Linked DNA regions of Homo sapiens: all the other regions are linked to region 3. Evidence: chromatin contacts called from ENCODE Hi-C or POLR2A ChIA-PET data. All regions are on one chromosome and are shown on one strand. Each heading gives the region's core, a stretch centred on a gene start or an enhancer-like site at or near the end of the contact. The rest is flanking DNA. Distances are from core to core; before and after follow the strand shown. Region 1 overlaps DGCR2 (DiGeorge syndrome critical region gene 2). Region 2 overlaps DGCR2 (DiGeorge syndrome critical region gene 2). Region 3 overlaps HIRA (histone cell cycle regulator).

Evidence for each region. Hi-C counts contacts between places; a loop is a spot of excess contacts on that map. ChIA-PET counts read pairs that join two places held with the same protein, here RNA polymerase II (POLR2A). Pooled maps may share reads with other maps.
Region 1: a loop to region 3 is called in a pooled map, with 2.4 times the contacts of the local background. The contact joins two enhancer-like sites. A Hi-C loop is called at or near these places in 1 of 50 pooled maps. POLR2A ChIA-PET finds 5 or more read pairs at or near these places in 2 of 52 experiments (A673 and MCF 10A).
Region 2: a loop to region 3 is called in a pooled map, with 3 times the contacts of the local background. The contact joins two enhancer-like sites. A Hi-C loop is called at or near these places in 5 of 50 pooled maps. POLR2A ChIA-PET finds 5 or more read pairs at or near these places in 3 of 52 experiments (GM10248, MCF 10A and WTC11).

What each region holds. Positions count from the first base shown.
Region 1 is chr22:19,084,557-19,087,256 of GRCh38, reverse strand. All of the region lies in intron 2 of DGCR2 (DiGeorge syndrome critical region gene 2), which reads left to right. Among named protein-coding and RNA genes, the nearest start is that of DGCR2, 37 kb to the left of the region's middle. RefSeq lists enhancers at 214-713, 714-1,215. Within about 2 kb of position 1,421, at least 7 of the 41 ENCODE cell types and tissues checked have a DNase peak (open chromatin) inside an H3K27ac peak, as active enhancers do.
Region 2 is chr22:19,107,593-19,110,292 of GRCh38, reverse strand. The region is part of intron 1 of DGCR2 (DiGeorge syndrome critical region gene 2); the gene reads left to right. Among named protein-coding and RNA genes, the nearest start is that of DGCR2, 13 kb to the left of the region's middle. RefSeq lists an enhancer at 1-435 and a silencer at 531-580. Within about 2 kb of position 1,279, at least 16 of the 41 ENCODE cell types and tissues checked have a DNase peak (open chromatin) inside an H3K27ac peak, as active enhancers do.
Region 3 is chr22:19,418,439-19,421,138 of GRCh38, reverse strand. The region is part of intron 1 of HIRA (histone cell cycle regulator); the gene reads left to right. Among named protein-coding and RNA genes, the nearest start is that of HIRA, 12 kb to the left of the region's middle. Within about 2 kb of position 1,263, at least 8 of the 41 ENCODE cell types and tissues checked have a DNase peak (open chromatin) inside an H3K27ac peak, as active enhancers do.

The DNA of each region.
Region 1 (2,700 bases), core at 172-2,671, 330 kb after region 3:
CAGTCCTTTGTCTGGGAGCCTCTCTGGTGGGTCTTTGGGGTCAAAGCCCAGAGAAAGTGGATTCCCAGTGGGCTTCCCAGTGCTTGGGCTGCTGAAGTTCCCTGGTTGGTCAGCCTGGGGACGACCATGTGGTTATGAGTGGGAGCCTCCCCTTGTCTGACTCATAGAGTGAGACCTTATATCCAGCCTCTTGGAGAATTCCTGAAGAGAGAACCAGATGATTCTTGGTTTGCTTTCAAATGGAAGCAGAGTTTATTTGTTGTTCTCAAAGTGCCATTTGGCTTTGCTTTTGTAGTTGTTTGTAATAACTGTCCTGTTACACACGCTGAACATAGTGGTATCCACACTCATAGTTGCCACCTTGTTCATCTTTCCACGCTCTGAAGACTTGTTGAAGGCAAGGAGTAGGTTTTATTTCTCTTGACCACATGGCCTGGCATGGAGCAGGCATCAACTTTGCACTTGAGTATTGGCTTGAAGTTACATTGGTTGCCATATGTTTTCCCTAGACAGAAAAATAAAATCTCTCATAGAAGCCGAAAGTTACGAGTGGTGGCCTGCACCAGGGCTGAGCAGTGAAGGCATGACAATGAGGACCCGTGTGTGCAAGCCCCCTGAGGCTTGGTAGGGCCTAGGAGTGTTCTGGGTGGGCTGAGGAGGCCACTGCCCTGACAAGGCTCACCCTGCTTCTCCTTGACTCACGGTCCTATGATTGTCCTTGTATAGTGCTGTGTCACAGTCTGGAGGGTGAGCAGATTGATTTCTTTTTTTTTTATTTGAGATGGAGTCTCGCTTTGTTGCCCAGGCTGGAGTGCAGTGGCGCCATCTGGGCTCACTGCAAGCTCTGCCTCCCGGGTTCATGCCATTCTCCTGCCTCAGCCTCCTGAGTAGCTGGGATTACAGGCGCCTGCTACCACACCCGGCTAATTTTTTTTGTATTTTTAGTAGAGACAGGGTTTCACCGTGCTAGTCAGGATCGTCTCGATCTCCTGACCTTGTGATCCGCTCTCCTCGGCCTCCCAAAGTGCTGGGATTACAGGCGTGAGTCACTGTGCCCGGCCAAGCAGGTTGATTTCTAATTGTTCTTAAAGTTGAGATTCTGAGCAAATTAAGTCATAAAAATGTACAAAGAATGTGTAATACGTATTTTCTTACTTCCTTGAATTAATGACTGCTAAATCTTGTGATTTTTTTTCTAGTTTATTTTAAAAGAAATTTTTAAAAAATCATAGATATAGAGTCAAGTCCTCATTGACACTCTCCCTTCCCCCAACCTCCTCCCCTCTCAAAAAAGGAAACTCTTTGTGTTTGTGGGGGAAGTAGAGAGTTAGCTAATAACCACCCTTGCTCAAAAGCTGTGACCTTCCTTTGTATGAGGAGAGTTTCAGTAACCCCTAGGGAAGCCCTGGGCCATTCTCAGTCAAGTTGCTTTTGAACTAGACTTCAGGACTTCTGGAGTTACCTTATGGGGTTACTTCATTGCCCTGCTAAAAGCCTGCTAAAAAGGAGTATAAAAAATGTAAAACCAAAGGGACAAAAAAAGGGGAAAGATGTAACAGTAGATCAGTAATTTCTGCATGTTTTTGAAAAGAGGGAAATGACATGCTAGGTACAGCCTGGGCATTCAGTACCTTCCCACTCACTCCCTTCTGGGCTTGTCCGTGGGTTTCAGAGGCTGGAATGCTGGAGCAGTAGCACTCAGAACCACCTGGCAGCAGGCTTCTGTGTGTCATTTGCCCTATGACATGTGTCTTGGGAAATGTGGCAAGTGGAAGGGAGGTGGAACCTTTCTTCCTCAGGCCATAGTGTATGTTGGGGGTGTGCATGGGCTTAGATTTTTGAGGTGACTTTTTGCAGTGGCTTCTGCCTTCCCCCACTGGCCAGCTGTCTCAGGGCTGCAGAGCAGCTGCAGTATTGGCAGCAGATTTTTGCAGTTTCCTAACCTATAGATGGCAGTAGTAGCTTCCTGACTCTTGACAATGACTGTGGGAATTAGATGGGGAGTTAGCCCACTTTACTTTTGCTCACACTATATAGCCTTGCCAGTTGTTTTGAAAGCACCTATTTTCTGTATTAAACCCTTCGTGTTAGAAATCCCTTAGCATGGTTTCTGTTTTCCCAGTGGAACCATCTTTGTTTTTTTTTTTTTTTCCAAGGCAGGAGAATTTTTCTTAGTACAGAACAAAATGAAAAGTCTCCCATGTCTACTTCTTTCTGCACAGACACAGCAACCATCCGATTTCTCAATCTTTTCCCCACGTTTCCCCCTTTTCTATTCCACAAAACCACCATTGTCATCATGGCCCGTTCTCAATGAGCTGTTGGGTACACCTCCCAGATGGGGTGGTGGCCGGGCAGAGGGGCTCCTCACTTCCCAGAAGGGGCGGCTGGGCAGAGGCGCCCCCCACCTCCCGGACGGGGCGGCTGGCCGGGCGGAGGCGCCCCCCCACCTCCTTCCCGGACGGGGCGGCTGGCCGGGCGGGGGCTGACCCCCCACCTCCCTCCCGGACGGGGCGGCTGGCCGGGCGGGGGCTGACCCCCCACCTCCCTCCCGGACGGGGCAGCTGGCCGGGCGGGGGCTGACCCCCACCTCCCTCCCGGATGGGGTGGCTGCCGGGCGGAGACGCTCCTCACTTCCCAGACGGGGCGGCTGCCGGGCGGAGGGGCTCCTCACTTCTCAGACGGGGTGGCTGCCGGGCG
Region 2 (2,700 bases), core at 30-2,529, 310 kb after region 3:
AGCTGATGCTGTCTTATCACTGCCACCCCATCCCCATTTCTGAGCATCAGGCACCCTCATCAGCACTTGGCATGTAATAGCTCCATTAACCTTAACTGTAACCCCGTTTTTTGGATAGAGTTTTTCGTGTGTTAAATCTTGTGTTCAACTTAGGTTTTGAAATAAGAGCAGGAAATGAAGCTTTCAGACTGCAAATGTTTCCTTTGAATGTTCTTTAAAGACCCCATATGATAGGACATGTGCTTTTTGTGAGTGTAACTCCCTGTGGTGATCACACTAAAGTTTGGACCCACTCTGTTAGACAAGGGAGGAACTGGGCAGAACTGCCTGCCCATGGCTGGGCTGTAGGCTCAGTCTCCTTTTAGATGCGTCAGATTTCTAGTCTTGCTTTCTTGCAGGAGTTACTTCATTCAGTTGTAATATTATCCTTAGGACTTTAAATCCCTCCGTATTTTATATGTGCTTTTCAGGGTTAGGCGGCTCCACTGCTACCGCAGTTTTTTTTTAATAACGTAAAATATGCCATCATAACCACTCAATTCAGTGTTCAGTTCATTCAGTGTTCAGTAGTGCCAGAGTATGTACCTTGTTATGCAACAGATCTCTAGAATGTTTTCATCTTGCAAAACTGAAACTCAGTACCTATTGAGTAACTACCCCTCCCTTTTATCTCTCTCTCCAGCCTGGCAACCACCGTCCTACTTCCTGTTTCTAAGAGTTTGACTGCTTTAGATACTCCATATAAGTAGAATCATGCAGTATTTGTCTTTTTATGTTTGGCTTATTTTACCTCAAGGTTCATCCATGTTGTAGCATGTGTCAGAACTTCTTTTTAAGGCTGAGTTGTATTCCACTGTATGCATATACTGCATTTTGTTTATTTAGTGTACACCTGGGTCGCTTCCACCTCTTAGTTATTGTGAGTAGTACTTCTGTGAGCATAGGTATATGAATATATCTTTGAGACCTTGCCTTCAATTAATTTTGGGTATGTACCCAGAAGTGGAATTGGAATTGCTGGATCATATGGTAATTCTATTTTTAATTTTTTAAGGAAACTCCATGCTGTCTTCCATAGTGACTGTACCATTTTACATTCCTACCAACGATGTACATGAGTTCTGATTTCTTCACATCATTGCCAACACTTGTTTGTTTGTTTGTTTTTGACAGTGGCTATCCTAATGGGTGAGGTGATAGCCTATTGTGGTTTTGGCTTACATTTCCCTGATGATTAAGGAGGTTTTTTTTTTCTTTTCCTTTTGAGACAGTTTCGCTCTGTCATCCAGGCTGAGGTGCAGTGGTGTAATCGTAACTCCCTGAAACCTTGACCTCCTGGGTTCAAGTGATCCTCCTGCCTCAGCCTCCCATGTAGTTGGCACTACAAATGCATGCCACCACACCCAGCTAATTTTTTGATTTTTTTTTTTTTTTGTAAAGATGAGATCTCACTTTGTTGCTCAGGCTGGTCTTGAGCTCCTGGGCTCAAGCAATCCTCCCACCTCCGCCTCCCAAAGTGTGAGGTTCATTTTCTGATATGTGGAGTCCAACTGTCTAGTACCATTTGTTGAAAGGTTATACCTTCTCCATTGAATTGTCTTTGTACCTTTGTCAGAATCCATTGACTACATTTGTGTAGGTCTATTTCTGAGATCTGTATTCTATTCTGTTCTGTTGGCCTGTGCATCTTTTTTTTTTTTTTTTTTTTTTTTTTTTTTTTTTTAGATAAATTCTCTGTTGCCCAGGCTGGAGTACAGTGGTGGGATCACAGCTCACTGCAGCCTTGACCTCCCTGGCTCAAGTGATCCTGCCACCTCACCCTCACCGAGTAGCTGGGACCACAGGTGTTCACCATCATATGTGGCTAATATTTTTATTTTAATTTTTGTAGAGACTGGATCCCTGTGTTGCCCAAGCTGGTCTCCAACTCCTGGGCTCAAGTGATCCTCCTGTCTCAGCTTTCCAAAGTGTTGGGATTACAAGTGAGAGCTACTGTGCTCAGTGTGGTCTGTGTATCTTTACTAAGCTTTTGATCAAAGACTTTTTTAATTTTAAAGAAGTCTGATTTATCATTTTTTCTTGTTATGGTCATGCTTTCTGTTTTTGTCTAATAAATCCTTGCCTACCCCAAGGTTACGAAGTTCTTCTCCTTCCCTAGTAAAATCTGAGCTTCGTGGGGGCAGACACCTTATGGTTCTCCTCCTGCTCTTCTCACTTGTGTCCTGTACAACACCTGGCCCCTAGGAGGTACACGGCGGTGTTCATGGAAGGAGCAAATGAGTTGTCTTAAGGATTCATAATAATGTATTCTAAGCACTTGATATACTGCCTGGCACATGCAAAATGAGCATTCAGGAATCTGATTTGACTACAGCTGTTCTTTCTCTTAGAGAAATTGGCTGCGCTATCCTGTGGCTATGATCGAAATGTGGTGCGAGTGTTGGATGAAACTGCTGGCTGATGTTTACATCAGATGCGAGATAGCTCTCGCTCCAGTTCTGTCCCACCCTCCTGCCCTGGTCTTATTCCCAAGTATGTAGCCCCTCCTGCCCGAACCCCCATGAAATAAGGACTGATTGCAAGTTGCTGTTCTTTTCTTGAAAGTGTCACTCATGGAATAGGTATGCTTGGTGGACCTGCCTTTCTCTTCTTTCATCTTATATGATCCCTTCCTTTTTCTTAGGACCTTCCCTTCTTTTC
Region 3 (2,700 bases), core at 14-2,513:
TTTAGTAGAGATGGGGTTTCACCATGTTGGCCAGGCTGGTTTTGAACTCCTGACCTCAGGTGATCCACCCGCCTCGACCTCCCAAAGTGCTGGGATTACAGGCGTGAGCCACTGCGCCCAGCCTGCTGTGCATTTTTCACTTAAATAGTATTGTAGGTTTGTTGTCTTCTTAATTGTGGTTATTGTTGAGCTAGCAGATTTTTCCCACTATGGAAATGTAGCTTTTAATTTTCTAATGGAAGTAGGTGGAAGGGACTAGATTTATAGGAGTACATTTTGCAGATAACTTTTTGTTGTTAAATTTAAGGGATGTAAGTGCAGTTTTGTTACATGGATATATTGCTTAGTGATGAAGTCTGGGCTTTTAGTGCAACCATCACCTGAATAATATACATTGTACCCTTGCAGATAACTTTTTTTTTTAAAGACAAGGTCTTACTTTGTCGCTCAGAATGGAGTACAGTGGCATGACCATAGTTCACTGCAGCCTTGAGCTCCTGGGCTCAAGCAATCCTCCTGTGCAGATACTTTTTAGGGAATACCTCTGTTTTGCAAAATGAGGGGGGAAAGAAGTATTAAGAAACAGAAATGCCTTTCGTCAAAACTTTTTTGTTTTTTGGGGTTTTGTTTGTTTGTTTGTTTTTTGTTTTGGTTTGGTTTTTTTTTTTTTTTTTTTGAGACAGTTTTTTTTGTTGCCCAGGCTGCAGTGCAGTGGCGTGATCACGGCTCACTGCAGCCTCGACCTCCCGAGCTCAATAGATCCTCCCACCTCAGCCTCCTGAGTAGCTGAGACTACAGGCTTGCACCACCACTACTGGGTAATTTTTGTTTTTTGTTTTTAATTTGTAGAGATGGGGTTCACCATGTTGCCTAAAGTGGTCTCGAATTCCTCAGAGCAAGTGATCTGCCTGCCTTGGCCTCCCAAAGTGCTGGGATTACAGGAGTGAGCCACTGCGCCCAATCTCAAAACTTTGTTGATTATATGTTGGCAGATGCTTCAGGAGAAGTGATTAAGGTCTCCTAAATGATATACCTGTGACACTTTTCCACTTTAGTTTGTGGCGCGTGCACACACACACACACACACACACACACACAATGGTTGTATGGTGCAACAGCTTCCTTCCTGTGCTATGTTTTCAATCTCTTAGGCATCTGACACCTATGAGATGTCATTGTGTCATGCTTACTAAAGAAGATGGGGATAAGTTTTTGTGGTCGAAAGTGGTAGAGATAACAGCAGCAGATGGCTGTGAACCAGCCAAGGGTGTGCTTCCCACCTGCAGGCAGTTGGCGAAATCTGAGTCCCCACAGCAGTAGATCAGGAGCCTGCCTTCCAAAGATTGTTACACCAGTGATACTGAAGGTGTTTGAATGTAGTGCTTCTGTCATGAGCTTTCTCCAGCCATTCAACAGCAACAAGTTTTTATTGTTGTGCCTGTTATGTGCCAAGCCACAGCTCTGGGTCCTGAGGATGAATTAGTGAATAAAACAGACAAAAGAGCTGATCTACTTACTGGAGTTTACATTCTAGTGGGCAGAGTAGACAGACATACAATAAAGGAAATTAATATGTAAGAAATTCCCGAGGAAATAAATAGATCAGGACTAAGGGGATTTGTTGTGCCACATTGGGGAAATAATCCTTTAAATTAAAGTTGTTAGAGTAGGCCTCAATGTGAGGGTGACATTGAGCAAAGACCTGAAGGAGGCAAGGAAGAGTCAGTACAAGGCCCAAGATAGGAGCGCACCTGGTACAGTCCAAGAAAAGAGGAAGACCAGCGATGGTGGGGGTTAGTAGGAGATGAGGTCAGAAAAGTCGTGGGGGCGGGGTGGCCATTGTGCAAGGATTGTTGGCCTCTCCTCTCAAGGTCTGGCCTTAACTGTGTTGGGGCAGACAGTGGGTAGAGCAGGTTTCTTGGAAAGATCAGACCGTTATAGAGAAGATCAGGGTGAGGTGTCTAGAAGGCAGTCAGCCATAGGAGTTACTTGCATATAGGTCACATTAGTGTGTTTGGCTGATGAGTTTCTCCAGAGGGATTGCTTGTTATAGAGTGTGCATATTGTCACCTGCACATGAAAAGAATCATTTTTATTATGACCTAACCTCTGGTGTTTGGATATTTACCTCTACTGCCTTATATATTAGTACACACACATATATATCGTTTTTTAAAAACAGGCCTTGTGTGTGTGTGTGTGTGTGTGTGTGTTTATTTCTTATCGAGATGATTATAGATTCACACCGAATTGTATGAAATACTGAGAAGGTACTTCTGGACTTAGTCCAGTTTCTCCCAATGTTAACATTTTGCAAAACTATAGTTGACATTGACATATGCTACCTATTTTTTAAAATTTATTTCCCCAGTTTTGTTTGTACTTATTTGTGCGTGTGTATGTTTAGTTCTATACAATTTTGTCACCTGTGCAGGTTCATGTATCTACCACTGCAGTCGAGATGCTGAACAGTTCCAACAATTTTTATATATTTTTTATTTTTATTTTTTTGAGACAGAGTCTCGCTCTGTTGCCCAGGCTGGAACAGGCGCGATCTCGGCTCACTGCAAGCTCCGCCTCCCAGGTTCATGCCATTCTCCTGCCTCAGCCTCCCAAGTAGCTGGGACTACAGGCGCCTGCCACCACCATGCCTGGCAATTTTTTTTTTTTGTATTTTTAATAGAGACGGGGTTTCACCGT